2 separate regions of the Homo sapiens genome follow, and region 2 is linked to region 1. A link is an interaction called in ENCODE POLR2A ChIA-PET data of the cell type or tissue named here. Cell type or tissue: Panc1. All regions are shown on one strand. Links, peaks and the distances in the headings refer to the core of each region. The heading gives the core; the rest is flanking DNA. Region 1 overlaps NR5A2 (nuclear receptor subfamily 5 group A member 2). Region 2 holds the start of LOC107985459 (a long non-coding RNA gene).

Region 1 (15,896 bases), core at 4,412-9,411:
TGGTAAACAAATCAGAGGAAACTTCTGCCCGGCCGTGGCTTTCCATCCCCCACCTGCCCCACCCCCTGCAAACGCCACTGATTAACTTAAAACAAACTCGGCTGCGTGTTTGTGCGCCGTTGGGTAGCAGGAGGTAGAGCCTAGGCGAGAGCCTGGTGCGCCCACGGGTTTCGCCGAAGAGTGCCCGGGGGAGTGCGGGCAGGGTCCCGGCTGCGCAGACCTGCGGGTGCCCGCCCACCCGCGCCCCGCGCTCCCATACTTGACCTGTGTGGATGTGGAGTCTCCGGGAAATACCGGATCAGGCACTTCCTGGGGTCTCCTGGTCACTGCCCTTCCTGTGCATAGTTTGTCATCTTTTTAGCTGCGAAGACGCCTTCGTGGGTCTGCGTCCGGAGCAAGGCGGTTACCCGATCCCGGCAGTGAGCCGCGCCGCGCGTCGTGGCGGCCTGATTTCTGTTTAACTTTAATAGGGCGATCTCGAGGTGTTTATATTTTGCTATGATGATCGGAAACATGTGAGGTTCATTACAGGGCTTCAATACTTTGAAACCAAAACCCTTCTGTGTGTCTTTTACTCTTCTGGTATTTTTCCCCGTACGGGCGTCCTCTATTTTCTTTTTCCTTCTTTTTATTTTCACAGATTTTCAAACGTAAGGAGATGAAAGTATCCAGAATAGAAAAGTACTGTCAATACGGAACTGAATGTTTCGATTATCTAACAGATCTGAAAGTTGGGAGCCTCAGGCTGTTTAGTTAAAGTGGGCTGCTGCTGAGAAGCGGGTTTCTGGGGCTTCAGTTTCTCTGTCGGACAGAGTTTGCAAATTGGTGCTGCTGTCCCTGTAAGCAAGGTGCACTTGCAGCAAACCACTTCAAGAGGGAGGGAATAAAGCCTGCGCTTGTTTCTCTACCTTAGGCGAAGGTGACATTTTGGAATTTAACTTCATAGGGATTTAAAAGAAATTCTAAACTGTCACCTTATGCAATTCATGTCTCTATTTGTTGCTTTGTGGAGTTATGAGACTTGTGTTTAAAAGCGGTCAGTTTAAAATGTTAACAAAAGAAGTTGGAATTGTTTGTGGCACATGGAATTATATGAGGTCCATGCTTATTGATGACAAAAGATGTTTTACTTGTAAAAATAGTTCAGTAAGACCTTGCTAAAAATTGTTTTTATTTTATATTTTACCATGTGATATTTGCCCAGCAATCACCAAAATGCTTTTTGTTGCAGGATTAACACCTACATGTAAATTAATTGAATATGTGTATACATTTCTCTTTTTGTTTCAGTGTCTCAATTTAAAATGGTGAATTACTCCTATGATGAAGATCTGGAAGAGCTTTGTCCCGTGTGTGGAGATAAAGTGTCTGGGTACCATTATGGGCTCCTCACCTGTGAAAGCTGCAAGGTTTGCTCACACATTGCTACCTGAAAAATATAATGTCCAACACCAAAATAAACCAGTGGATTACTTCTTTTAAGCTAAATTTAGGCTCCTTTTTTAAAGACTCAACTAAAAATGAGGGAGAAAGAGAGAGTCTTAGGGAGATGATTCTTAGAAGTGTGTGTCTGATTTAGTTCAAAAGGCAAAGAAATTTATGCTGTTTAGAAAACTTTGCCAGTCTCATGGTTCTAAAATACTTTATTGTAGTAAAGTGATATAGCTGTAGAAAGACTTCCATTTCTAACAGTCCTAAATATTGATTTTGCTTGACTTATATATATTTAAAGCATCGTTGTTCTTGAAAGGGAATATGACAAACTATTTCCCAAATACATTTTAACTTCAGAGTATTTCTGTGCTATAAGTCTAAACATTCTTTATCCACAGACATAAAAGCCTAAATTCCCAACTGTGTGATTTCATCTTGATTTATTCCAAAATAATTTTAAGGATTTTTTGAAATTTATATCATAAAGACCAAGAAATCAGATTTTAGTTTTTAATATAATAATTTTTATAAATATATGACCTATTTAAGTGCATGGATTTTAATATGTAAAATATGCTATATTGTTACCAAAAATATAAATTATACTTTAAGAATTTATCTCAGGACTTTTTAATACATTCCCAGTAAATTCAATATTCACTATTTTTCAAAGTTTTTTTTGTTTGTTTGTTTTTGTTTTTAAGTGGAAAACTCAGTACAATTACTTAAACCACCACCAGGAAAATCCCTCCATTCTCTATAACAAAGTAAGAATGTTTCTCTTTGTGGCAAGTGGGTTAAATATGAATACTATCCTGGTAAATCTCATATTATAAAGCTACACATTTTATTTTTGATTAATTCTTTTATATAAAATATAAGGAAAGCTCATACCCTGTGTGCTACAATTCAGCTATCTGTGATACATGCTTTTTCCTTCCATTAGTTTTGCCTTTTTAAGAACAGTTCCCATACTTGAATGTATTCCAGTGGAATTATGAGCATTTTCCCATTTTACTCTTTAAATCCTTTTGCTTTTAACTATCCAGTGTTGACATTTGTTAAAAAAAAAAAAAAATCTGAGGTGTTTTGCTATTCAGTTTTTTCCACTGGCATTTTGCAATGGTTTATCACTGAAATTATATCAGACTACTTAAAAACAATGCCAGGACTTCATGAGTACCTCTATCAGGAACATGTGGGATAATAGGAAAATAGATTAAAAAAAAATTTATCTATATAGAGTGTATTTTTTCTGACTGTTGGGATAAAATGGTGGGTAGCCAAATCTCCCCAGGATTTGACGTAATTCTTCAAGAATAAAACTGATGCCAGAAAAATCTCCACCATGGCCTGGCACAGTTTGGGAAGGTTGATGTTGCTGAAATGTAAAATAAACCACAGAACCACATAAGGGCTCAAATAGTGCAATGAGAGGATTTACTGGTGATTTTCTTAAAATGAAACAATGGAAAAGACGGGTGTTAGATTTATAATACGTCTCACTATTTTCTCTGTCTTATAGGGATTTTTTAAGCGAACAGTCCAAAATAATAAAAGGTACACATGTATAGAAAACCAGAACTGCCAAATTGACAAAACACAGAGAAAGCGTTGTCCTTACTGTCGTTTTCAAAAATGTCTAAGTGTTGGAATGAAGCTAGAAGGTAAGATTCTTCTAAAGACTACTGCCTATTAAAACTCTCCAAGGACATGAACTGTAAAACAACATTGTACTTATAGCATGGTAACATTATTTTCCCAGCATTTTAACACTACCGACAATACTGTAAGATCTTTCTATGTTTCATCTGCAGAATAGTCTGAGTCTCATTTAATCATGGTGAAATCTACTAGGAAAAAAATTTAAAATATTAGTTGTCTTTCCCCTGCCCACCCCCTTTTTTTTAGTCTGGGGAGCAGATGCATTAGACACAAAAAAGGGAAAAAGATCAGGTTATGAAAATAAGACTAAAGCAATCCAACTGAAAACAAGAATAATTTGTAAAACTATTAAAAGTAAAATATTCTTTGAGTTTTTAAATCAAGATACCCTTGGAAAAGTTTGATTTCAATTCTTTTTAAAAGAGGTGTGCTTGTCACAAGTGTTAACTACTAATTTCATGATTCTTAAGAGTTAAAGCCTTTAATGGTGAAAAGGAGTTTCTCATGTAGGATATTATCTTTGATAGTGTAGAAATGTATTTTTTTAAAAGATAATGACTGAGGCTGCAAAATAAAAAATTGAGAATCAGGAAACATGAAAAATAACGAACTATTAAATCATTAGCAAAGGTCTGAAAAGAACAAGAAAGTGGCTCCTGAAAAGCCACACTTGAACTTTGTTGAAAGAGCAGACCCTATACTACAATGTACAGATTGGCAGGCAGTAAAGTTAATATGTGACTGCTGTAAATAATTTGTAGTTCATGGACTACTATGGTATGTTGCTGCTTTCTAGCCTCTGACCTGCTTGCTTTCCATGGATTAAATATACTGCAAATAAAGCAATAACAGGGATACATATCACCGATGGTGCTAGATACAAGAGTGCATTTTATTTGATCAATGAGGCACAGGCTATTTTTATTTGGAACTTTTCTGTTATATGGAACTCATACTTGATAGAAATACTAAAAAAAAAAATCATATAAATCTGCTGAATAGCTAACACGCTTCTTCCGAACAGAGGTAGCCACTTTGGTTATTATGAGGACTGTTAATGTCAGTATCATTTTTAAGAGATCATGAAAGGAAATAATTGATGCTTATTAATTTTCTTATTACCAATCACTATTATTTCCCAAATAGCAAAATATTGTGGTAGATGCTTACTACATACAGTAAGAGACTCAGAAGATAAGTAAATGTTGTGATTTTGCATGATGTCATTTAATTCCTTTTCAACAAAAATAATAAGGCTGCATTTCTTTACCTTAAATAATTAAACTTTCTTTTTTTTAAGTTAAGCTTTCACAATTGTAAATCACTTGTGGTACATGCTCATGCTTCCTTAGGAGTGATATGAAACAACTGAATATTCAATAAATTATCATCCAGATGAAAAACTCTTTATAATCTTGTGCAATATTCTGTATACTTAGAATTTACAATAAATTTTTAATGTGATACTAATCCAAGATAAAAAGCTCAAAAACTTAACCTCCAGCAAGTTCAATATGTCACAAGCTATCAGAGGTCTCTAGTTTCTGTCTAATTGCCATTGGCCACTATGGACTTAGAGGGAACTGCTAACTAACTTATTAGTCATGGCCGCAGACTCCACACACCACTGTCGCAGAAGACTCTCTTGACAGCTTCTGAAATGAATTTGTTTTAATTATGTCCAATTCTACTTAAATTAAAAGCAGTAACTGGTGGTCATCTGATGTGGGCTCATCAAGTCCAGGTGAACATGATTTTCCAAGAACATGTCCCCACCCCTTTTGTTATTGCAACAAGGTGGCCAAAATGGCTTTCAGGGAGGAAGGTATCTTGTGGGAAAGTATTCACAATTTAATCCAAAATTGGGTAACTCAGTTCCACACCCCTGCAAAAGAAAACCCCAAAGCAGTTTGGGTTTCCATAAGGAACTGGCATAATAAAAGCATATACTCTTAGTAGAACGACTGATACTCTTTCTTAGCAATGTGAAATATTTCTTTTCTTTTTTTTGAGACAGGGGTTTCACTCTTGTTGCCCAGGCTGGAGTGCAGTGGTGTGATCTTGGCTCACTGCAACCTCCACTTCCCGGGTTCAAGCGATTCTCCTGTCTCAGCCTCCTGAATAGCTGGGATTACAGGCACCCACCACTACGCCTGGCTAATTTTTTGTATCTTTAGTAGAGATGGGGTTTCATCATGTTGGCCAGGCTGGTCTTGAACTCCTGACCTCAGGTGATCCACCCGCCTTGGCCTCCCAAAGTGCAGGGATTACAGGTGTGAGCCACCGCACCACGCCTATGTGAAATATTTCTATGTCTAACAAAAATTATGAACTCTCCTCCATCCACAAAAGGGTTAATATGTCCCTATGTGGCCAAAGTATTTTTTTGATGACGACACACACTTGGAGGAAGGAATTCATAAATAAAGAGGACATGGTTTTTTGGGAAATCTTTGTGGGCTATTGTAACGAAAACAACCACACACATACCACTTCTTGTCGATTTACATTTCTAAATATCTGAAGAATGCTAATAATTTGCACCTTATTTATACCTTTCCTTCCTTCCCCCCACCCCACCCCCAACAGCTGTAAGGGCCGACCGAATGCGTGGAGGAAGGAATAAGTTTGGGCCAATGTACAAGAGAGACAGGGCCCTGAAGCAACAGAAAAAAGCCCTCATCCGAGCCAATGGACTTAAGCTAGAAGCCATGTCTCAGGTGATCCAAGCTATGCCCTCTGACCTGACCATTTCCTCTGCAATTCAAAACATCCACTCTGCCTCCAAAGGCCTACCTCTGAACCATGCTGCCTTGCCTCCTACAGACTATGACAGAAGTCCCTTTGTAACATCCCCCATTAGCATGACAATGCCCCCTCACGGCAGCCTGCAAGGTTACCAAACATATGGCCACTTTCCTAGCCGGGCCATCAAGTCTGAGTACCCAGACCCCTATACCAGCTCACCCGAGTCCATAATGGGCTATTCATATATGGATAGTTACCAGACGAGCTCTCCAGCAAGCATCCCACATCTGATACTGGAACTTTTGAAGTGTGAGCCAGATGAGCCTCAAGTCCAGGCTAAAATCATGGCCTATTTGCAGCAAGAGCAGGCTAACCGAAGCAAGCACGAAAAGCTGAGCACCTTTGGGCTTATGTGCAAAATGGCAGATCAAACTCTCTTCTCCATTGTCGAGTGGGCCAGGAGTAGTATCTTCTTCAGAGAACTTAAGGTATGCCACCAGCTATTACAACTTACAGCACCCCTTTTAAGAGAGACCTAACTATGTTCCTAATTAATACATTCTTGGTGCTGAAAATATGTGTTCCTTAATTTTCTACTTTGTATGATTTACAGAGTAGACGTAATTTTATTACCTTGACTTCAGGACTGTGGCAGCTTAAATTTATGGGGCTTTGATTTTGTGTAGCTCTTAGTTTGGGGGGGCTGGCATTTAACATAAAGTATAGGAAACTCGGGCTTTTTTTTCTAAATAGTAGAATATCTGTATTCCTTTTAATTCAGATGGTTTGTGGCTTAAAACATTTCAAGTCAATGTGAAATAGCGCCTAGTAAACTATTTTTCTTGAAAATTACCATGTAAAGAGCTATATTATAATGGTGTCATCTTGAAGGTTTCTTTTGAAGGAAAAAATGCCAACATTTAGTAGTGTTTAGACTCTAAGGAATGAAAATGATACCACTGGTTAGTAGTATCAAGTAGGTATTTACTACTGTTTGCCTTGACATTAGGTTGGTAAAGCCTTTGTTTTCGTAGCAGATTCCAATAGGATGTTTACTGTCATTGGATGGGGAATGGGCAAATGGTGAGTGCTAGTTTACTTGGTTTGGGTTGTAGTTCTCATAATCTATGTCTTGTTGATTTTAGTGGACTGGTACATTGTAAACATAGTACTTGTTTGTATAGGGATCTATGTTTAAATTAATAATTATTTTATTTCCTGAAACTTAAGTCTGAATGAATGTGAGAAAGTTATTTAGAAGTTTGGAATCTAAGAGGGGCTACCAAAACACATTTGGTAGTCAGTGGTTTCATTCCTATTTTAAAAGTGAGTCTTGAATTTGATTTCCAAGTATATTTTGTCACAAAATCAATTTCTTCCTTTTGCTGTAACGGGGAGAGATGTGGCTGCTAAATATCTGTGACTTGTGATTACCTAGGACAGGAGATTGATTGTAAAATTTCTGAGAGAAGGAAAATGCAAAGCCGACTTTTAATTTTAAGAGTTACTGTTAAAAATCGTCTGTGTAAGTAGATGGTCTGGGGAATGTGGAAGCCACATGCAAATGGAAAATAATGCTTTCATAGCAGTCTACATTAAGCACTGTTCTTTGTACATGGAAGCAAAAAAGTTACCTGAACAGACCTAAATAAGTTGATAAAATTCCATCAGCACGCTGTTAAGACTGTGGACACATCCAGCTCTTTATTTCCACGTCCTTTATTGCTACGCTTAAAAATGGCTGAAGGATATCTCAGGCTGCAAAGGGCAAGCAGAATGCACTGCGTTAGCACAATTAGGCCAGATATTTTCCGAGTATGTGTTAGGGTTTGTAACCACTCTATGATAATCAGAACATTTTTCATGAAAAAACAAACCATGCAAACACTTTCCTGATATTCTTACATTCAAAACTGTGTCCTTAATCAAACAGGTAAAGTATTTGAAAATGAAAATTAAAATGATAATTTTAGATACTGTCGAAAGGTTAGGTAATGTAAAAATGAGGAAAACACAGACTTTTTACAATCAAATGAACTGCTTAATAATTATGTCTTCATAGGCAGGTTGTTAGATTCTCTGAGCCTTGGTTTTTCTCATGTGTAACTTGTATATGTGGTGTTTGTGGAGGAGTATTGGGAGCACAGATGTAACTACTTATATTGAGGAGGTTTTCAAAGGAAAATGAGAATATGCAGATAAAGCACCCAGTACCGGGAGTCTGGCATATACTACATACTCAGTAAAGTGTGGTGCTGTTTTAAATTGATATTACTGGGGCCGGGTGCAGTGGCTCATGCCTGTAATCCCAGCACTTTGGGAGGCCAAGGCGGGCGGATCACCTGAGGTCAGGAGTACGAGACCAGCCTGACCAATATGGAGAAACCCCGTCTCTACTAAAAATACAAAAAATTAGCCGGGCTTGGTGGCACATGCCTGTAATCCCAGCTTCTAGGGAGGCTGAGACAGGAGAATTGCTTGAACCTGGGAGGCGGAGGTTGCGGTGAGCCGAGATCTTGCCATTGCACTCGAGCCTGGGTGACAAGAGCGAAACTCCATCTCAAAAATAAATAAATAAATAAATTGATGTTATCACTGTTGTTTTATGAAAAATGTGCAGAATCTACATAATTTTTATATTTAGGATCAAAACAATGCAATTATAGTCTCTTAGTTTAACATTGGCAAAAACTATTACATGTGTTATAGAGTAGTATGATTTTGTTATAATTAACAGTTATTAATCAGTACTAATTAAGGACCTAAAATTGGCCAAGGGGTAAGTTGGGTATAAGGTAAAAACAACGTTGAATAAAACAACATGTTTCCTCTCAGAGTTTATAATAAGACAGTTTCATAAATAATTATTTTAAAAAATAAAGACAGCCGCAGAGAATAAAAATATATTTTACAAATCAACAAGGAAAGAAATAATGCATATTATTTTCATGTAAAAAAGGAAACATGAAGTAAATACAGCTAGCGGCTGTAAGGCATTAAGAAGGCTGGGAAAACTTTTTCCACTATTCCTCTCTTTTCCCTCCTCTGTGGATAAATTTTACAGTGACTTCTTTATATAGCATGAGGTTAAATATTTGGCTAAAACATAAATATCTTTGAGAATGGGGCATATAAAAGCATTTTTCAATCAATTACGGTGTTGTTTAATGCATTTATCAGTCTTTCATAGAATACGAAAAAAGGAAAAGGGAAAAAAGTACAAACGTGAGGGTCGTCTACAAGGGGTGGGAGATGTTCCCAGAAGAGAAAGATAATTTTGACCCACTTCACAGTTTGCCTTGGGCTTACTTTGACCAGGAGTGATTCAAGTATTTTTTGGTGAACAAAGAGTAGAATTCAGAAAAACTTAAGGATAGTTTCAGTAGAGAGTTGGGAGGTGACTATTGACATTTGGAAGAATTCCTTTTCCTTTCGTTTATAAATTTACTTTGTCAGAAAGCAAACCAACTCATTTGAAGCCAGGATTGAGACATCTCTAGGGCTGTGGCTTTCAATTTTTTTAATCATGACCCACAGTAGGAAATGTATTTTATGGCAGGACATAGTGTACCAAACACATCACACGGGCGCACACACACAGAGATGCACAAACATACAAACACATACACACAACTAAACCAAAGTTTCACCAGATAGTACATAACCTACAAGCCACGCACTCTGATATTTTCTATCTATTCTACTTTAGTCTAATTTATTTCATGTTTTTAAAAAAATTCTGGTCACGACTCACTAAATTGATTTCACGGCCCATTAATGAGGCATGACCTGCAATTCAGGAAAACTTGCTGCTCTAGAGGAGGTTTTATCGGCCATCCATTGGCGTTGCCTACCTGCTACAATTAAGGATAATAACTCCGGAAAAAGGTCTCTTCCTCCTGGCGTGGCCTATAAGACATCTTTGAAACCCACAGCCTGAGTCCCCACCCTATCTTTCTGTAAAGGTTGTAATTTTAAAATATCATTTGGGAAGATAAATGCTCTTTTTTATTCAATTTGATTTTAATTATTTTTGTAGAGACAGGGGTCTCACTCTGCTGCCCAGGCTAGTCTCAAACTCCTAGGCTCAAGCAATCCTCCTGCCTTGGCCTCCTGAAGTGCTGGGATTACAGACAGGAGCCATTGTGCCTGTTTTATTCATTAAATATCTGTCCTTTTCCTTGGTAACTTCACAGCAAATTACCTATCAAGTGATATACTTATTGGACAGATTTTTTATACCTCTAAAACCCAAAGATGAAAAATCACATATTTGCTCCTAATTAGGCAATTTTGAAATGACCTCTTTCTCACTCTCTTTTTTTTTTTGAGACGGAGTCTTGCTTTGTCGCCCAGGTTGGAGTGCAGTGGTGCGATCTTGGCTCATTGCAAGCTCCGCCTCTTGGGTTCACGCCATTCTCCTGCCTCAGCCTCCTGAGTAGCTGGGACTACAGGTGCCTGCCACCACGCCGGCTAATTTTTTGTATTTTTAGTAGAGACGGTGTTTCACCGTGTTAGCCAGGATGGTCTTGATCTCCTGACCTTGCGATCCGCCCGCCTTGGCCTCCCAAAGTTCTGGGATTATAGGCATGAGCCACCGCACCCGGCCTACCTCTTGCTCACTCTCTCAGGACAAATTACACTCTCTACCACATAGGAAAAAAAGAGAATTTCATTTGTTTACTAGTTAAGGGAACAGAAGGGCCAGGAAATTTGGTAGGTTGTTTTGTTTTTCTATACATCTACAAGGTGCAAAAAAAGGTATTCTGGTTTTCATTCAAAAGATTGGAATGAAAAAGAAGAAGTTACAACTCCCCAACTCTCATAGAAACCGTGGAATTTCAGAGCTGGAAGATGAAAGGGAAAAGGGCTAGAGGACACATATAAGCGAGCTGCTTTGTTTTTTTAACACACTTGTAAAGGACAATTCTGGTCTTCATCCAAAATAATGGCTTGAGAAAGATGAAATTAATACTCTGAAACTTGTAGCTTTTGCAACAACAGATGTGCATCAAAAGATACTCATTGCCTAGAAATCACAAGGTTTTTCAGAGCTAGAAGAGATCACTGAGATCATTTGACCCTACCTCTTTTTACATATGAAGAAACTGAGGCAGAAGGGAATGTAATCTGCCCAAGATTATCCAGCTACTGAATGGCAGAACTGGGACTGGTAGATTCAGGTTCAAAGAAGCAGTCCTCTTGTACGCATTCCCTCATCCCCCCCAGCATGCACACGCACACACACACACACACACACACACACACACACACACAAAGAGGCAGTGTAATCTTTGACTCCAAAGAAAACAGTCCTTTGCCAGTGAAGCTAAAGCAAATCTCTAGGTTATCAGAAGCCCATCACTACCATCCAATTACCAAATCACTAATAATCAGTGAGACAGATTTTCCCTGAGTCCAGATGACCCCGTGGGAGTGAATGAGTCACTTTAAAAAGCTACAATAATTCTTTCAGGCCACTGGGGTATCATTCAGTACAGTGGATTCAGCACTTCTGGGCCTTGAGTTTCTGAAGCATTCTCTAGTGCCCTACCCTCTGCGGATAGTTTACTCTCCAGGTGAATCTGGTTCAGTGACGGCATATGGGCTGTGCTCTGCCGTTAAAGCGGCCAAACACGATTATATCCTGTGCTCTACTAGAAGCTGGGCATGTTCAGTATGGGTTTCTTGTTACGTATGCTTGTCGAGATAGCAGAAAAAGAATGCAGGGAGCTCACTTTGGCAGCATATACAATAAAATTGGAAAGATACAGAGATTAGCATGACCCCCTGCACAAAGATGACACAGGCATTCATGAAACTGTCCATAAAAAAGAGAACACAGGATGGTAACCGGGTGATAGGTGAGCCACTAATAAAATTTTCTGATCTTTAAACCAAATCTGTTGAGTGACCTATGCTCTTGACTGTTTCCTTGTGTTTTTAGAAATTAAGAGCTAATTCGAGACTTTTGTATTCTGCTGAAAGAGCTGTCCTTGTGAGTCAAGAAGATTGGCTTTTTTTTTCAGTTATTTTTTTTTTCACCTGTGTCTTGAATATCTCACAAACACAAGAGCAGTGAGAAAATAATTCCCACTTTGTTAAACAACTAATGAATCTGGAGGATCTATTTGATCTTCTAATGAGACCAGATGTCTTAAGAGAATTCTGGGAATGGATATATAAGAACTTCCCCTCGGTGAATGATTCTGATACATGTACGTATTAAAAAAAATCTAAATTAATCCTGACTGAAACTCCCAACTAGCATTTCTGTGGAAAATAGGTCTCAGAGACTCAGGGAGTTTGTGCCAAAGGAATTTAGCCATGCTGAAGTTGGTTTTTAAGTATAGCTTTATCTAAAGCGAGGGCACAAGGGGAGGAGCAAACCTTCTTTTTTCTCTAGCCAATTATGGAAGCTATCTGAGCAGCATTATTTATCTATTTTTAACATTCTAGATCCTTTTTCCTAAATCACAGTTACCTTTCCCAATGCAGGCCTATAATCTCAGACTTTATTGAATCTGCCCCAATTTTAAGCTATATTCTTTAGTAAATTTACTTAGTCCTACTTTTTTTTTTTTAAGACAGGGTCTCTCTCTGTTGCCCAGGCTGGAGTGCAGTGGCATGATCATAGCTCACTGCAGCCTTGACCTTGTGGCCTCAAGCCATCTTCCCACTTTAGCTTCCCAAATAGCTGGGACCACAGGCGCATGCAACCACGCTAGCTAATTTTTTATTTTTTGTGGAGATGGGATCTTGCGACGTTGCCCAGGCTGGTCTGGAACTCCTGGGTTCAAGCAGTCCTCCTACCTTGGCCTCCCAAAGTGCTGGAATTAAGGCATAACCCACTGTGCCTGGCAGCCCTACTTTTTTTTTTTTGTGACGGAGTTTCACTCTTGTTGCCCAGGCTGGAGTGCAATGGTGCAATCTCAGCTCACTGCAACCTCCACCTCCCAGGTTCAAGTGATTCTCCTGCCTCAGCCTCCCGAGTAGCTGGGATTATAGCGCCTGCCACCACGCCTGGTTTATTTTTGTATGTTTTAGTAGAGATGGGGTTTCTCCATGTTGGTCAGGCTGGTCTCAAACTCCTGACCTCAGGTGATCCACTAGCCTCGGCATCCCAAAGTTTACAGGCGTGAACCACTGTGCCCAGCCAGCCCTACTTTTCTATGGGAGAGAAAGAGAAACTGAGAGAGAGGATCCTGCTCGGTGTCTACCACATTTACTTGCCATATGGCTGTTCTTTGCCTTCTCCTGAGAGTTGGGGTCAGGAATCATGGGTCCAACACGAGCACTCCTCATTGCCATGTGATGTCACAGAGCAATAGCCACTTTACTTACCTTTGTTTTCACTTCTCTGGATGCAAAGTAGCTAATCTGGGAAGCACAAGGATGACACAAAGAAAATAAACATTAAAGTTTGTTTTCCAGTCAAATTTTTCAATGAATGAAAATTTTCCAATCAAAATTTGATCTCAAGGCACATTAAGCCATCTATTGCCAGTTCTCATACTCATCACAAAGTTGCCAGAATGAAATAAATCGAACCTGCATAGGTTTACAAGGAAATGATAAAACTGGTTTTTCTTCCGCTGAAGGTAGATATGAAAGTGTTCTGTCTTTGTGAATTTGGAGAGAATGTTGGAATCAGCAGGTTTGATTCATGGTCTCTAAGGTCTCTTCAGGTGTTAAGCATCTGCTTTTATATCTTTTTCCAAGCAGACCTGAAACAGAAGGCTTTGGTGTGGCTGATAGTGTTGGATGAGAATTTATGTTATTTCAGCCTTTCTTGCTTACATACGTATATTGCATGTGTCTATTGTAGACTCAGAAAGCCATTATCTTTCTTCTTGCTTTCTTCTGAGCTTTCTTCTTGCTCACAATTCACTGAAAGAATCAGCTCTTCTCAGTCAATGCCTGTTTGTGCTATGGCCAACTCACTGTGGGGCAGTGGAACATGCCCACTTACTGTGGGGATGTGTATTGTTCTTTACTGGGATATCTTGAAAGTACACCAGTCACCTCAAAACTCCCATGCATTAGTTACTTCTACTAAGGTAAAATTTACTCTCCCTAAAATTTACTGTTTTTAATGTACAAATGATAAAACAGCTCTTTCACACTTTAAAATTCTCTTGTGTCCCTTTGTAATAAACTCCTCTCCCCACCCCAGTCCCTGCCAATCCTGATCTGTTTTTGTCCTTAGAGTTTTTTTTGTTACTTTTAAAAAGAAGTAAATTTGCTTTATTCGTTGAGTATACATTTACAAACTGCAAACTCAGTTTAAGCTCCCTGAAACTTATGGTTTCAGCGTAGTTGAGCACTAATAGTTTCCATGGAAACATATCCTCCATGGGGCGCTGGGATATTTGGTAAGAGAGTAGTGATGATCATAACTTCACACTGGGTCTGCTTGTTCACATGTCTTATGAGCGTCCTGTTCGTATTAACCTGTATGTTATCTACTGGAACCATGGGGAGAACATGAGAATAGCGAGGCACACCCAAGAAATCCATGTTTAACTAGCTTGGCCATCGTCAGGTGTCTGAATCTGAACAGTGAGAGTAGGACCACACTGCTACCGCATACCTGACTGCCTCATTCTGTGTCCCTCCTGTTCGATATAGTCTGGTTTTGCAAACTGAGGCTTAAGCCTCGGCAGCCAAGAGCAAGCCCTTGTTCCTGTTCTGATGAGGATGTACTGAATTATTTTGTATTCAGTTTCCTACGATGACCTTCTCTAATTACACAAAAGAAAACATAATGAATTTACATATCTTTGGGTCAATTTATGAAAAACCATTCTTTTCAGTAATACAAGTCCTTTAAGACCTGTTGGAAAATGGTACAGACGTGAGCATTTTCCTTGCTCTGCTCTAGGTCATATGGTAAAGGAGAAGAGAAGTAACTTTTCTTGGGTACCCACTAAGCACCTACTCTAGTGCTAGGTGCTTTCAGGCCATTTTCTAGTTTGATCTTTAGGACAGTCCAGTGATGAGAGCACAGTGTATGGTCATTTGGTCAGAGTGGGAGTAAAAGACCATCGCTCTCGTATAACATGTTCTCTGTGGAGGATACGTCCGTCAGTCATAATGACTCATAGAGATGTCAAGTTAATTGATTCGTAAAAGTTTGCTAAATCAATTTTTTTTCTTTTTTTTTGAGACAGGGTCTCACTCTGTCGCCCAGTCTGGAGTGCAGTGGCACGATCTTGGCTCATGGCAACCTCCACCTCCTGCATTCAAGTGATTCGCCTGCCTCAGCCTCCCGAGTAGCTGGGATTACAGGCGTGCACCACAACACCCATCTAATTTTTGTATTTTTAGTAGAGATGGGATTTTGCCATGTTGGCCAGGCTGGTCTCAAAACTCCTGACCTCAGGGTGATCTGCCTGCCTCGGCCTCCCAAAGTGCTGGGATTATGGGCATGAGCCACTGCGCCTGGCCGTAATTGTGCTTTTTTTTCCTTTTTTCTTTTTTTGAGATGGAGTTACACTCTTGTTGCCTGGGCTGGGGTGCAATGGCACAGTCTCGGCTCACTGCAACCTCCACCTCCTGGGTTCCAGCAATTCTCCTGCCTCAGCCTCCCGAGTAGCTGGGATTACAGGCATGCGCCACCATGCCTAGCTAATTTTCGTATTATTAGTAGAAACAAGGTTTCACCATGTCAGCCAGGCTGGTCTCAAACTCCTGACCTCAGATGATCCACCCGCCTTGGCCTCCCAAAGTGCTGGGATTACAGATGTGAGCCACCACGCTCAGCCAAATTGTACTTTCAGTAAAGTACTTTACTGTTTACAAAGAACTTCCATATACATTTTTTTGGTCCTGGTCTCTGTCTTTCATTTTGGGAGCATGGATGTAACTGGCCTTTCATCAATGGTTCAGTAGTGTTGTTTTTTAAAGCCTACAACAGAACCATCTCCTATGAATTGACTATCACCTGTCTAAATGCCCTGTTTACAGCATGTTGTACCTGCAAGAGCAGGATATTTAAAGTACTTTATAATTGATAATTGCCATTATCAATATGCTCACCTCTTTAC
Region 2 (15,896 bases), core at 7,259-12,258, 490 kb after region 1:
TTCTGACAATTGCATGTCTACTTCAGAGGCAATGAGGGTAAACTGGAAAATTCTAAGCACAGATAAAATAGGGCAGGAGCCTCTGGGAAGCACTCGTGTATTTGTTACTAACCCAGTTGACTAATCCCAGGACCAACAAGGTCCAAATTGATCTAGGTTTCACCAGAAACATGATAGCTTCACTTACAGTGTTTCCTGAATTTTTTTTTTTTTTTTTTTTTGAGATGGAGTCTCTCTGTCGCCAGGCTGGAGTGCAGTGGTGCAATCTCGGCTCACTGCAACCTCCACCTCCTGGGTTCAAGCAATTCTCCTGCCTCATTCTCCAGAGTAGCTGGGACTGCAGGCGTGTGCCACCACGCCTGGCTAATTTTTGTAGTTTTAGTAGAGATGGTGTTTCCCCAAGTTGGTCAGGATGGTCTCGATCTCTTGACCTCGTGATCTGCCTGCCACAGTCTCCCGAAGTGCTGGGATTACAGGCTGTGGGCCCCTCCCTGAGCCACCATGCCGATCCTAGTGGAAATATTGATATAACCTTCAATCAAATTTGACATTTTGCAAGTGTTTCCCAACAGTGTTTTCTGAGTATTGGGCCATGGGTATCAAATATATGAAATTTCAACCATTCTTCAATGCCAAAGTAGCAATGCACTTACAAGAGTCATCTGATCCAGGTTTTAGACCTTCATGGAAGGGTTATCCTATAAATATCAGAACATCCTTACAATGATGTAAAGTGAATAAGTGAAAAAGCATTCCTTTTGACAGTAGGTTACAGAATACCCAGCCCCACTGTAGGACAATGATAAAGTGCTAAGAAGCACATTTACACCTGCAGCAGATGCCAAGGGTAACAGTTGAAGGTGTGTTTTGCAACAGAAAGGGCAATCACTAGAAACACTCCTCAGGGCCACACAAAGCTTGACAAATTGGGCTGTGCTTGTTCCAACAGCTGGCTAACTACCCATCTGCCGGTCCCCCATGGGGAGCTGAGAACTGGTGCACCTGTGAAATCAACCTGGGAGCCTGGGGAAGCATTGCACCCCTGCAGCTCTGACACCCGCACCTCCACTCCACTCTGAAAGCCAAGCTCCGAGAAGTCAAGGCCTGTATGTCTTCCTGGGTTCCCCCAAGGGACCAGAGGTCAGAAGAAGCCTCATCTTTCCTTAGACAAGCTGCCAGTAGAGTTGTACTGCTTTCTGTCTCCATACCAGCCACCATGCTGTTTCCTGGAAAAGCTGAAGATACTTGCTCCAGCCCATAGCTCTGTCTTTCCTGGGATAAAAAAGGCTTTTCAGGCAATAGGTGACCAGGTCCAGAGAGGGGCCCACCGCCTGCCAGGCCCCCATGCTGGGGGCTTCTGGGCCTGACTGTGGGCAGAAATGGGCTGTCTGGACTCTTTCCTGTCATGGAACTGCTTGCCTCTTTGCCCGGTCTGATGACCACACCTACCAGTTGAGCCCCTTCAGCAACCTTTCCCCAACCCCCAGATGTTAGCACTGTTTTGGTTATTAGTCATGGAAACTTAATTGCCTCATGTAACCCAAAAGTCCAGAAGAGCAAATCCTCTCTTCAGACACAGCTGGATCCAGGAAGTCAATTGACATCCTTAGGCCTCTGTTTCTTTTTCCCTCTCCTTGGTCAGGCCTAGGCCACATGACCATGGCCAAGGATGGAACACTGCAATTGGAATCAGGTTCACATGATTTAGAATAAGGAAAAAGCAGTTCACCAAATGCATGAGGGATGCTAGACAGAAAAAAAAAAATCACTGTTCAGTACAAGACACTCGGGAGCTTCTCAGACTGGGGATTCTACTCTCAGCTACCGTGGCCATCCATCCTCAATCTCTAAGGAAAAATGTGCCCCACCATACTCCAGATGACAGAGACACTCAGAGCCCTTTCATTAGGCACGCCACAGATATTTGGCTGGCTGTCAATCATGTCTTATTAAGCCCATCCTCCTGAGGCTCAGCTGTTTTACACGATGCCTTTCTACTGCCCCTCCTGAAGGCATTTTTGTGATTTCTTATGCTACTTCCTAGAGACACAACATTTATAGCCAATCACACAAGAATTCTACTGTGCCTGCTGGACTGCCAACTGGCCATGTGACTTTGGGTACTTTAAAATAAAGAAGTGGCCGAGTGCAGTGGCTCATGCCAGTAATCCCAGCACTTTTGGAGGCTGAGGCAGGAGGATCGCTTGAGCTCAGGAGTTTGAGACCAGCCTGGACAACATAGTGAGACCTCATCTCTACTAAAATTCAAAAAAAATTTAGCCGGGCGTGGTGGTACACACCTGTAGTCCCAGTTACTCAGTGGCAGGCGTATGTGGGTGGGGGGTTGAGGTGGGAGGATTGTTTGAGCTGGGGAGGTTGAAGCTTCAGTGAGCCCTGATTGTGCCACTGCACTCTAGCCTGGAGAGCAGAGCAAGACCCTATCTCAAAAAATAATAATAATAAAATAAAATAGGCCAGGCACATTGGCTCACACCTGTAATCTCACCACTTTGGGAGGCCGAGGTAGGGGGATCACCTGAGGTCAGGAGTTCGAGACCAGTCTGGCCAACATGGTGAAACCCTGTCTCTACTAAAAATACAAAAATCCCAGCTACTTGGGAGGCTGAGGCAGGAGAATTGCCTGAACCCGGGAGGCGGAGGTTGCAGTGAGCCGAGATTGCACCACTGCACTCCAGCCTGGGCGACAGAGCAAAAATCCGTCTCAATAAATAAATAAATAAATACATAAATAAATAAAGATAAAATAAAATAAAATAAAATAAACAAAGAGGTGTAGCGCATGACTTTCGTGTTCTTTGTATCTCCGCTGTTCTGTGATTCATTGGTCCTAGACGTCATGTGGTCTTTGCTAAGGGAACTAGGATGATGCTATCATTGAATTCTGTTTAGTAACTCTCTGTTCAAACTGCACTTATGCTTTAAAGAGTTGGGAAGTTAACTCTATCATTATTTTAGTGTGGGATCAGTTACCTTATTCTGGGATTGTCTCCACAAAAGCTGGCTGGTTGCCCTCCAGGTATCCTTATCGAAGCCGGGTCTACTCAAATGAAAATCACCGCCACTGGGCCATGCCCAGCTTGGACTGAGCACATGAATCATGTGGCTGTGAGTGATTGTCCCAGCCCAGGACAGTCCCCTGCTTTGTCCTTGCCCATGGGAACTAAGGAGCATCATTCAAAGAATAAAGACCAAGCCCAGAGCTGACAACTAGCTGCCTGGTTTTTCCATCCATGGCTCAAACTCAAAAGAAGAGAAGTGTAAAGCCACTTTAAGAAATAGTAAGTGTCAGCAGAAAATCAGGTTTAAAAAAAAAAACAAAAAACTGCATAACTGAAAACACCACGAGTGACTCTGTGAAGCTCTCCCATTAACATAAGGTCTCAAAGAGGCTGCAAGAGGGGAACAGGACCCCTCAGTTGTAATTAGAGCCACTAACATAAAGCAAGCCAGATTTACTGGAGTTTTTGTTTGTTCTGAAAGCTCAGAAAGGTGAGGTGGCCTGATTTCCTGGGTATTATACAGCTGGGGGGAAACCTAACAGTTATAAAACTGGTTCAAAGCTGCCTGCATGATTTCATATTTTAAAAGTGAAGTGTGAAAAATCTTTTTAAATTTTACTTGCATTAGATCACCTTCTAAGGTTACTAAAGCTCCTAATTAGAGGGCAGGATTCATTTAGAATGAAAAGTGGTTACCATTTTAACCAGTGATAAAAGCTGGCAGACCCCTAAATGACTAACAAGAATGGAAGGTAATCAGGAAGCACTTCTGTTTTACTAAACTGTAGCACCTTTTGCAAATATTGCTAAGTGGTCACCTCCAGCAGCGAGGTAGGATGTTTGAAGGTGAGACCTCTCACCAGAGTGCACTAGGTTCAAATCTCAGCCCTGGCCCTTGTTAGCTGTGTGAATTTTAACCTCTTCTCCGTGTATAAAATGGTGAGCTTAAGGGGCTCCTGTAAAGATTAATGAACAATGTCAGGCAGTATGTGAGTGTGTGGGCATCTCTTTAAATGTGCTTATCCACCAGGTATGGTGGTTCACACCTGTAATCCCAACACTTTGGGAAGCTGAGGCAGGCAGATCACTTGAAGTCAGGAGTTCGAGACCAGCCTGGCCAATATGGTAAAACCCCGTCTCTACTAAAAATACAAAAATTAGCTGGGCGTGGTGGTGCACACCTGTAATCCCAGCTACTCAGGAGGCTGAGGCAGGAGAATCACTTGAAGCCGGGGGGCAGAGGTTGCAGCGAGCCAAGATCGTGCCACTGCACTCCAGCCGGGGCAACAAAGTGAGACTCTGTCTCAAAAAATAAATAAATAAAATAAATGTGTTTATCATATTTCCGGAATGGTTAAGCATATACACTCTCATTTTTGTGGATTGCATTGGTTGGCTCTGTGCTCTATGTCATTTTTCTGCCTCTCCTAGAGGCTTTGGTGTTTGCAACAGGAATTTCAGTCTTCTTGACTTGATAGGGAAAAAAAATGTGGGGGCTAAAGGGCCACCCTGTAAACCCGACCCCATTAGGTGACTGCAAACCTTACAGAAATAAATGAACATGTCAGTGCTGGTTTATGTGTGAAGTGAGGTGTGTTCCCTAACCTGTCAGCAAGCCATATTTTATTTGGATAAAGACCCTAAAATCAAGCACATTTACAGGCTGTTGCAGCCACTCCCATTCTGCTCAGCTAAGCAGCTGCACCCCCCACTTCCCCACAGTGCAGCTGTGATCCTTCCTCGGGGCCCTGGGCTCCTGCATTCAAGCTAGTTCAAAGCATCGAGGCCACACCACCACATCCTCTGCACTCCATAGAGGTGCAGTGGAACTGAGCCCACATTAAGCCAAAACCTCCAAAGAAGCAAAATTTTGCATTTTGTAATGGCTGGTGAGATCGGCATCTATGCTGCCTTACCATGCCCTATCCCGGGGAGATCTCAGAGAGGACACTACTAAAGTCTCCCACACCTCGCCCATGTCACTTACCTGAGTATGATGTCAGGTGAGAGTATGGTCCTATAGCAGAAGACAGGTATTTGTAGTAGAATCTGCTTGTGCCTGCATGTGTGTGTGTGTGTGTGAGAGAGAGAGAGAGAGGAGAGAGAAGAAAGAAAGCCACAGTTAACACTTATTTGGCACTAACTTTGCACCTGGGCACAGTGCTAAGTCACTTTCACACAGTCTCCCTCCTCCTGCAACAGACAAAAGGGCCTTTTCCCTTTATGCCCTCTCTTTCTGAAGACCTGTCTCCTTCCGCTCTCTGCAGACTTTCTTTCCCCCAGAAGTGAACAGGTTTCACGGGTATTGCATGTTTTCACAGCCTCTGGTGGGAGGGTGGGCCCCAGCCTCCCTCTCTGTTTCGCTGCTGGGTAGAGGAGATGGAGCAGCTTCTAGTCCCAAGAGGGAGGGGAAAGGGGCAGGGAAGAAATGATGTGGGGTGATTCCTTTTCTCCTTGTTGCAGTTTGGTAGATTCCCTCCCCTCCATTTGTTTTTCTTTGATTATCACTTAGGAAAAGGGAAAGTCAATCCTATTAATAAGCCTCATCAAGTCTTCATTCAAGATCAACTCCTCTATTAACATGACTTTGACTTTATTACGTGAATGAAACATTTGTCCCCTATCCCACCTAGCGTTCCTTACAAAGTCCTATTCCATTAATTTCACACTGGAAGGCAGGCACTATGCCCAATCTCTCTATCCTAATTCTTTTTTTTCTTTTTTCTTTTTTTTTTTTTTTTTTGAGATGGAGATTTTACTCTTGTTGCTCAGGCTGGAGTGCAGTGGCACGATCTCAGCTCACTGCAACCTCCGCCTCCCAGGTTCAAGCAATTCTCCTGCCTCAGCCTCCCAAATAGCTGGGATTACAGGCATCCGCCACCACGCCTGGCTAATTTTTATATTTTTAATAGAGACAGGGTTTCACCATGTTGGCCAGGCTAATCTCAAACTCCTGACCTCAAGTGATCTGCCCGCCTCAGCCTCCCAAAGTGCTGGGATTACAGGCGTGAGCCACCATGCCTGGCCTCTCTATCCTAATTCTTGAATTCCCCCTCCAATGGGGGAAGAGACTGGGAAGGGCATTTCCTCCACACTCCCAATAGGACCTTGAAATTGCTTGCTTTTCTGGGTCTAAACTAAATCCTCTTCCACTTGGCTGTATGCTGGGGAGGCTGAACCATATGGCCCATTCCAGGGGGTTCCCTTGCCTTGTCTGGCTTCTTGTTGGATTTGGCCCCAGGGGGAGTCTGGAGGGAGGCAGGAGAGTGAGGACTAGGCAGTCATTTCCCCTGCTCCCTCCCTCACTATGGGATCACATCAGGCCAGTTAGGTCCCTGACCAAATGGACTCTCAGGTAGCACACTCCACAAAGCCCACTCGACTTTGTTGTTCTTGTCATCTAATTAACAACAGTTAATCAATTCTTCCTGTGTGGGTTTATCATACTGAAGACACTTTTTTTTTTGAGACAGAGTTTCACTCTGTCACCCAGGCTGGAGTGCAGTGGTGCAATATCAGCTCACTGCAACCTCCACCTTTCAGGTTCAAGGGATTCTCCTGCCTCAGCCTCCCAAGTAGCTGGGATTACAGGTGCCCACCACCACGCCCGGCTAATTTTTGTATTTTTAGTAGAGATGGGGTTTCACCATGTTGGCCAGGCAGGTCTCAAACTCCTGGTCTCAAGGATCCACCCGCCTCGGCCTCCCACAGTGCTGGGATTACAGGCGTGAGCCACCATACTCAAGACTTTTAATCCATGGTCACGTTGACACCAATATGGATAACTTGTTCCTGCTTTACAAAACACAGCCAATTGTCCCAAACTTTGTGGATCCCACACTGCTCCCTAGTTGGATCTTGGTACTGGTTTCTAATATTTCGTGGTTGTTTAATAAGCTTAGACTTCAACAGAGCCTCAAGGGAAGACTTCCTGACCCCCAGATATGTATGTGAACTATTTCAAGTGCTGGGATAACATCCTTGCCAAAGGTTCATTTTTATGAACTCTGTAAGTTTGGTCCTGTGTGACTGGAGAATAGTCTATTGGAGTTTGTGGGAGGACAACACTTGATGACCACCACTGTCTCCTCTTGTATATCTACTGACTTCTGGTCTTAGCCCCAACAGTCTATTCCCCATACAGCAGAAAGAGTGAATCTTCTGAAAAAAAAAAAAAAAAAAAAAAAATGGCAGATCTGTCATTCCTCTACTTACAACCCTCCAGTGGTTCTCTACTCGGAGTCAAATCCAAAGTCCTGGCCAGGCATAGTGGCTCATGCCTATAATCCTAGCACTTTGGGAGGCTGAGGCAGGCAGTTCCCTTGAGCCCAGGAGTTCGAAACCAGCCTGGGCAAAATCAGCAAGGCCCTGTCTCTACAAAACAAACAACAACAGAAAAACCAAAGTCCTTACAAATGTCTATGAGGCCCCTCTGTGCTCTGTCCTCTCCCCTTACTAATCGAACTCTCATCTGCTGCCACTCCTGCATGTACTCAGCTTGAGCGCCTAGGACCCCATGCTGTCTCAAGCCTTGGGATTTGCTGTTTCCTCTGCCTCCAATGCTCTTCCCTGGTATCCACATGACTAGCTTCATCATTTCTTGCAGGTCTCTGCTCTTACATCTTATCAGTGAGGTCTTCCTTGACCACCCTAAATAAAATAGCAACCCCTACTCATATGACCCTAGCACACTTTCTTCCTTTTTTTTTTTTTTTTTTTTGAGACGGAGTCTCACTGTGTCACCCAGGCTGGAGTGCAATGGTGAGGTCTCGGCTCACTGCAACCTCCACCTCCCGGGTTCAAGCGATTCTCCTGCCTCAGCCTCCCAAGTAGCTGGGATTACAGGGGCCTGCCACCACGCCCTGCTAATTTTTGTATTTTTAGTAGAGACAGGGTTTCATCATGTGGGCCAAGCTGGTCTTGAACTCTTGACCTCAGGTGATCCACCCGCCTTGGCCTCCCAAAGTGCTGGGATTACAGGTGTGAGCCACCGCACAAGGCTACCCTAGCACTTTCTATCCCTTGCAGTCTTTTTTTTCTCCATAGCACTTATCACTATCGGATATAGTGTAACTATTATATATAATGCATATCAGAACAGTTATGAAATTAAGATTTTTGTGGGCATCTTAGATTTTTTCAATTATTTGTATATTTGATACACGGTCTCATTCAGTAGCCCAGGCTACAGTACAGTGTTATGATCATGGCTCACTAGAGCTTTACCCTCCCGTGCTCAGTTGATCCTCCCACCTCAGCCTCCCAAGTAGCTGGCACTACAGGCACATGCCACCATGCCTGGCTAATTTTTTTGTATTTCTTGTAGAGATGAAGTGTTGCTATGTTGCTCAGGCTGGTCTTGAACTCCTGGGCTCAAGTGATGTGCCCACCTCAGCTTCTCAAAGTGCTGGGATTACAGGTGTCATCAATTATATTTTAAAAGGTTATCTGTTTCAGTTCCCAAAATTATATATGCATATTTTATAGCCTCATTCAGCATTTAGATGTTAATAGGGTTTAAAGCTTTGGGCTAAAATCAAATGTTGCACAGAAAGATCTACACTCTGTATTAGCATCGAAAAGCTTAATGGTCAGTTTCAGGTAATTTCACCTGGTTATATTGCATAAGAAACATTAATATACTGTTCAAAGAATTTGTAATATTAAGATGTTAATTTGTATCTGCATTCTGTCCTCATTACATAGAAAACCCTTGAAGAATGACCATGTTTCCTGATTTTTGTTGCAAATGCCAAATGGATGTGTGAATGAGTTGGGTTTGTGCCATTTTCCATTTGGCCTGCAGTGTAGATTGGAGTTGTCAGGCAGTGAGAACTAGAACGAGGCAGCATTGAGATTCCCCACACAGGGGCTAGGCACGGTGGCTCACGCCTGTAATCCCAGCACTTTGGGAGGCCGAGGCGGGCGGATCACGAGGTCAGGAGATAGAGACCATCCTGGCTAACATGGTGAAACCCCATCTCTACTAAAAATTTAAAAAATCAGCTGGGTGTGGTGGCACGCACCTGTAGTCCCAGCTACTCGGGAGGGCAAGACAGGAGAATCGCTTGAACCTGGGAGGCGGAGGTTGTAGTGAGCCGAGATCGCGCCACTGCACTCCAGCTTGGGAAACAGCGCGAGACTCGGTCTCAAAAAAAAAAAAAAAAAAAAAAAAAAGATTCCCCACACAGGGGCGAGTGGGCACACCCACGGGAAGGGAGCCCCTATAAAAATGGCACGTGGTTCTGTCTCAGCTGCCTGAAATGACAGAACACAAGCTCTATCACGACTGATATGAACTATGTAAGGCATCTCCACTGGAACAAAATACTCATTGCCTTTGAGATAAGCAGAAATTTCTAAAATCTTTCCAAAAATTGGTGTTAAATTTAAAAGTACTTTTACTTTTAAAGTCTTTCTACTTTTTTTTTTTTTTTTTTTTTTGAGGTGGAGTCTCACTCTGTTGCCCAGGCTGAGTGCAGTTGTGCAATCTTGACTCACGGCAACCTCTGCCTCCAGGGTTTTTTTTTCTTTTAAGCAGTTCTCCTGCCTCAGCCTCCCAACTAGCTGGGATTACAGGCGCCCACCACCATGCCCAGCTAATTTTTGTATTTTTAGTAGAGACAGGGTTTCACCATGTTGGCCAGGCTGGTCTCGAACTCCTGACATCAAATGATCCTCCTGCCTTGTCCTCTCAAGGTGCTGGAATTACAGGGCATAAGCCACCATGCCCAGCCCACTTTCTACTTTTAAAAGGGGCCCATGACTTATATTAGGCCCTGTGAGGCAGCTGGCATCTGATGTCTAAGCTAGGCAACGCATAGTAATCTGCAGTTGTTTACTTTGCCTCTGGGTGTTGCCATTGAGCCAATGAGTGACTCACTACCCAGGTGGCACTGCCTCGCACTTGCTGATTGGAAAGTGACTTCTGCCCTTTTCAGGTGTATTTGCATTAAAATATTATAATAAAAATAAGTACCATTTATTGACAGATATCGAGTTATTTCTCATTTTGCCTGCACAATAGAAAATAAGCTGCAAAAACCTATGTATAGGTCATTCCTACCCCAGACCAATTATAAATCAAAATCTCTGAGAGTCAGGGTTGTTTTTTTTTTTTTTGAGACGGAGTCTCACTCTGTCCCCAGGCTGGAGTGCAGTGGCGCGATCTCAGCTCACTGCAACCTCCATCTCCCAAGTTCAAGTGATTCTCATGCCTCAGCCTCCCTAGTAGCTGGGGTTACAGGCACCAGCCATCACACCCAGCTAATTTTTTGTACTTTTAGTATAGATGGGGTTTCACCATGTTGGCCAGGCTGGTCTCGAACTCCTGACCTCAAGTGATCCTCCCACCTCAGCCTCCCAAAGCGCTGGGATTATAGGCGTGAGCCACTGCACCTAGTCAGGTGTTAGTATTTTTAAAAAGCTACCCAGTGCTGGAAGCAGTGTCTCATGCCTGTAATCCCAACACTTTAGGAGGCTGAAGCTGGAGGATTGCTTGAGCTGGGAAGTGGAGGTTGCTGTGAGCCAAGATTGCGACTACTGCATTCCAGCCTGGGAGACAAAGCAAGACTCTGTCTCAGAAAAAAAAAAAAAAAAAAAAGCTACCCAGGTGATACTGATGTGCAGCTAGGTTTGGGGCTCTGCTCTTGGTGGCTAACAGCAGAAAGTCTGGATCCAGATTACCTGGCTTCATCCCATCTTCATCATTTACCTGTAGCAGCTGTGTGACATAGGGCAAGTCCCTCAACTCTTCTGTGCTTCACTCTTCTGAACTTTCAGAGACAGCTAATAGGTCCTAACTCATAAGGCTGTTGTGAGCATTAAGTGAATCAATGGATAATTATTTAGTAAGTGTTTGCTACCATTGTTTTTATAGCTAATGAAGTTGTGGGTAACTCTTGAGAGTCTCCAGAAAATTCTTTCCATGTCTCATCAGAAGCTGTCAGTTATGCATATGGTTGTTATGCCTATGGTACAGAACAGAGCTGCTTCTGTCCTGAGCAACAAATGTAGCTATGTGCCCCTGATGTGGGGCCTAATTTATTTGAACCACCCATTGGGGTCTGGTCATTGTACTTTCTGTATTCCCTTGTTCCTCTGCCTAAACGCTACAATTCTTCTGATCTCTGGAGTCTTGCAGAAACTGATAACAATTTATGCATTGTAACTGCTGTGCTGCTTTGTTACATAAACATTAGGTCAAGAGCAAGACCCTGAGAATGCAGCTTTGACCAACTGAAACAGATGGTAACTGAGCCTTCCAAAGGCCACACTCCCCTCATATTTATTTACCTGGCAGGCAGCAGAATGAGCCCGTTTTGCTTTATGTGCAAAACTTTCCTCCCAGGCCAATTTTCTGGTGCCCCCCGTGACATATCGCAAAATGAAATAAAAGTATCAAGAACAGTAATTTATTCCTGAAACACATCTTCCAAGAGTTACAGATATCTACCATGTCGACCTCTCTTAGCCCGAACCTGAGCTGTCACCCACGTTAAATTACTTTCTAAATCAGAGGTAAACTTTATATCATAAAATACCATTCATAGCCACATCAATCCAACCTGAAATCTGCATTACTCTCTTGACCCGAACTCCTAGATATCTACAATTCACAGATCGACCAGCTTTGCTCTATCAGTATGCCTTACCCTAGTGGTGTATTACACTAATAGATTCCTGGAGCCGCAGCTCACTTTGTTGATGTATAAGAGCAATACGTTAAGAGAGCCCCAGCTCACTTGGATGATGTATAGTTGAAGTGGTCATCTGGGGGAAGCATGCTGGTGATGTATGGCCCTGACAAGGGCACCAACTGGGAGAGAACAAGTTCAAAGTGGGTTTGGTTTAGCTTGTAGAGGCAAAGAGAAACAACTTAGATCCCACCAGGCCATGTTCCCACTGGCCTCCCAAGGCCTTCTATTTGCAGGAAAGTAAGCAGCTGCACACACCGTTAAAGAGTGAGGTCTTAACCACTTTTGCCATAGAAATTATTGTTTGCAATTACTGTAAATCTCTCCAGAGGCTTAGATGAAAACAAAGACACATAGATGTTACTTTTACTTTTTGGATATATATTTCATAATAAAATTAATAAAGGAAATTGCATAAGGACATGTTATTAATTTTTACATTCTTGAGCAATGGGGAAAACTGTAGATGTGTGCACCAAAAGATATGTACCAGAATGTTCATATCAACATTACTGTAATTACCAAAAACAGAGAATGACACCAAGGTCCATCAACTGTAGAATGGAGTGTCAATTAACTATGGCCACACAAATCCCCATGGCATACAGCAATGGCATATTTTTTAGCTCATGCTTCTATGGCTGGCTCATCTAGGCTGGGTTCTGGAGGGTTCAGGGGAGGCACTGCTTTACACATCTCTCATCCTGCTCCTAGGACCAGCTTGCACCTCTTTGTCTCATGGCAACAGCAGAGAGACAAGAGCTAGCAAAACAAATCTTCAGAGCATTTTTTTCAAGATGGCATAACTTCTGCTAATATCCTTGTAACCAAAGCAAATCACATGGTCAAACCCATGCAGGGAATTGCACCGTGCCCACAGTGGGAAGGCATTGAAGAGTTACATGACAAAGGGTATGGATATAGGAAGGATGGTCAATGATGCAGTTTATCGGCCAGGCATGGTGGCTTATGCCTGTAATTCCAGCACCTTGGGAGGCTAAGGCAGGTGCATCACCTGAGGTAAGGAGTTTGAGACCAGCCTGGCCAACATTGTGAAACCCCATCTCTACTAAAATTACAAAAATTAGCCAGGCATGGTGGTGTGCGCCTGTAGTCCCAGATACTTGGGAGGCCAAAGCAGGAGAATTGCTTGAACCTGGGAGGTGGAGGTTGCAGTGAGCCGAGATCACGCCACTGCACTCCAGCCTGGGCAACAGAGTGAGATCCAAAAAAAAAAAAGCAAGCAATTTATCACCATTTATTATTAATGCAATAATAAGTCTAATTTATTATTAGATGAATAAACTGTGACAGTCATACAATGGAATACTATACAGCAAGGAAAATGAACTACCACTATACATAACAACCTAAATCTCACAGAGATAATATTAAGCAAAAGAGGTTAAACACAGGAGTTCATAGGTATGATTCTACTTATAGAAACCTCAAAAACAGGCACAAGTAATGATGGTGTTAAAAGTCAGGGTGGGGGTTACCTTTGGGATCAATGACTAGGAGCAGGCATCAGAAGGGCTTCCAGTGTTTGTGATACTCTGTTTCTTTATCTAAGTAGCAACTACACTGATGCATTCACAGAGTGGAAATTCTTGTAGGACACATATAGTTTCTGTATTTTATATATTTGGTATGCTTCAATTAAAAAGTTTATTTGAAGAAAACTGAGCATGCAAAGCAGCATGACAAGCCTGGGGCAGATTAAAAAATGAGATATTTAAAACAGGAATGCTTTAAAGCTCTTGAAAAGCACATTCATGGCTTCATGACGGTATAGAGAGTGACAGCAGGACAGATAATCAGAGGGGCAAAGAAAGGAAGGGGCTTCCCTCTGGGAGTTGGTTTAGTCTTACCCACCTACAGTTAAAAACAAACAGGCCAGGCACAGTGGATCATGCCTGTAATCCCTGCACTTTGAGAGGCCGAGGTGGGAGGATAGCTTGAGCCCAGGAATTCAAAACCAGCCTGGCCAACATGGAGAAACCCCGTCTCTACAAAAAGTACAAAAAATTAGCTGGGCGTGGTGGCAGGCACCTGTAGTCCCAGCTACCCAGGAGGCTGAGGTGGGAGGATCACCTGAATTTGGGAGGTTGAGGCTGCAGTGAGCTGTGATCAGCCACTGCACTCCAATCTGGGCAACAGAGTGAGACCCTGTCTCAAAACAAACAAACAAACATAAAAAAATGCTTGCTAACTAATTACATGCTCAAACGAAACCAGAGAGGATTTGAGTCTGGGAGTGGTATCTATACTTTCAGAATACTGCATTAATTAGCAGAGAGGATCAAAATTCTCCAACAAACCTGAGTTGTAATCTGGGCCCTACCAACTTCCTCACCCTGTAACCTAGAAGAATTACTGCTCCAAGTCTCAGTTTCTCTAACTAGGCTGGTAAAGTTAACAATAGTACCTCCTTCATAGAGTTGTTTGTTGATTATATGAGCAGTTGCACATACACTGCTTAGCTTAGTAGTAGTAAGTGTTGCCTAATAGTAAGTGTTCAACAAATGCAAGCTCTTGTTATTATCTATCTATCCATCCACACATCCTCCACCCACCCACCCATCCATCCACCCATTCACCCATTTATCTATTCACCCTCCCATCCATCCACCCATCTAGCCATCAGTTCACTCATCCATCCATCCATTCATCCACCCATTCATCCATGTACCCACCCATCCATTCATCTACCCACCCATCTACCCATCCACCCGTTCACCCAACCATCTACCCATCCACTCATCCACCTGTCCATTCATCCACCCATCTATCCATCCACCCATCCACCCATCCATCTACCCACCCATCCATCCATTCACCCATCCACCCATCTACTCATCCATCCATCCAACCATCCATCCATCCATCCATCCACCCATCCACCCATTCATCCATCCATCCACCCAACCAACCATCCACCTTTTCATCTATCCACCCACTTGTCCACCCACCCATTCCTCCATTCATCATTCAACCCTCTCTTCCTACCATCACTGTTTCATCCATGAAGATTTATAAAGAAGTGTAACATTTGGAGTTTATAAACCAGTATTTGAGACCTAATTCTAATTCTTTCCGCCTGTGCAATCTTGGACAAATAGTTAAAATTATCTACATTTTTTGTTTATTCTTTGGTAAAATGGGAGAGAGTGCTTATCTTTACATTATGAAACTACTATGAGAAGTAGATGATTCAGCTGGTTGGGTGTGGTGGCTCATGCCTGTAATCCCAGCAATTTGGGAGGCCAAGGCGGGCTGATCACCTGAGGCCAGGAGTTCAAGACCAGCCTGGCAAACATAGTGAAACACCGTCTCTACTAAAAAAAAATACAAAAATTAGCTAGGCATGGTGGCAGACACCTGTAATCCCGGCTACTTGGGAGGCTGAGGCAGGGAGAACTGCTTGAACCTGGGAAGTGGAGGTTGCAGTGAGCCGAGATCGAGCCACGGCACTCCAACCTGGGCAATAGAGCAAGACTCTGTCTCAAAAAAAAAAAAAAAAAAAGAGAGCGAGAGAGAGAAGTAGATGATTCATTAAACTCCCCTGAGGCAAAGTATCCACTTATCAGAGTGACAAGGTTTGTATGACAAAAGGAGAGCTATGCCACAGTACGGGAATATAAAAGACCTACAAAGCAGCCCCCTTCACACATATTCTCACCTTCCAGGGCATATCACACCATGGCGGTGCCAAGATCCCTTACATCAACAAATCTAAAACTAGGTTTATTATGTCTCCTCTTATGAGTTGAATTGTATTCTCCTCAAAATTCATATGTCGAAGTCCTAATCCCCAGTACTTCAGAATGTGATCTGATTTGAAGACAGGGTCTTTACAGAGGTAATCGAGTTAAAACGAGGTCATTAGGGTGGATGCTAATCCAATATGACTGTGTCCTTATAAAAAGGGGAAATTGGAAGACAGACATACAGAGAGGGATGATGATGTGAAGGCACAAGGAAAAGACAGCCATTTGCAAAACAAAAAGAGAGGCCTGGCTGGGCACGGTGGCTCTCACCTGTACTCCCAACACTTTGGGGGGGCCTAGTTGGGAGGATCGCTTGAACCCGGGAGTTCAAGACCAAACTGGGCAACATAGGAAGACACTGTCTCCACACACACATACAAAATGAGATGTGGTGGCATGTGCCTGTAATC

Evidence for each region. ChIA-PET counts read pairs that join two places held together with the same protein. Peaks named below come from ENCODE experiments on the same cell type or tissue, not always from the same donor. Only the 100,000 strongest peaks of a DNase experiment are listed, where the experiment ranks them.
Region 2: POLR2A ChIA-PET joins it to region 1 with 18 read pairs; 3 of 35 experiments call an interaction of 5 or more read pairs at or near these places.

What each region holds. Positions count from the first base shown.
Region 1 is chr1:200,042,484-200,058,379 of GRCh38, forward strand. It overlaps NR5A2 (nuclear receptor subfamily 5 group A member 2), which reads left to right. Exons shown (of 8, transcript NM_205860.3): 3 at 1,291-1,409; 4 at 2,960-3,101; 5 at 5,689-6,335. It also overlaps the pseudogene RNU6-570P. Among named protein-coding and RNA genes, the nearest start is that of NR5A2, 23 kb to the left of the region's middle. RefSeq lists an enhancer at 5,777-6,716. In Panc1, for the core only: no CTCF peak of the experiment used is centred there; no DNase peak of the experiment used is centred there; H3K27ac peaks cover 697 bases.
Region 2 is chr1:200,525,937-200,541,832 of GRCh38, forward strand. It overlaps LOC107985459 (a long non-coding RNA gene), which reads right to left and starts at 5,103. Exons shown (of 3, transcript XR_001737816.3): 1 at 5,008-5,103. RefSeq lists a silencer at 9,790-9,859. In Panc1, for the core only: a CTCF peak has its summit at 10,071; a DNase peak (open chromatin) is centred at 9,859.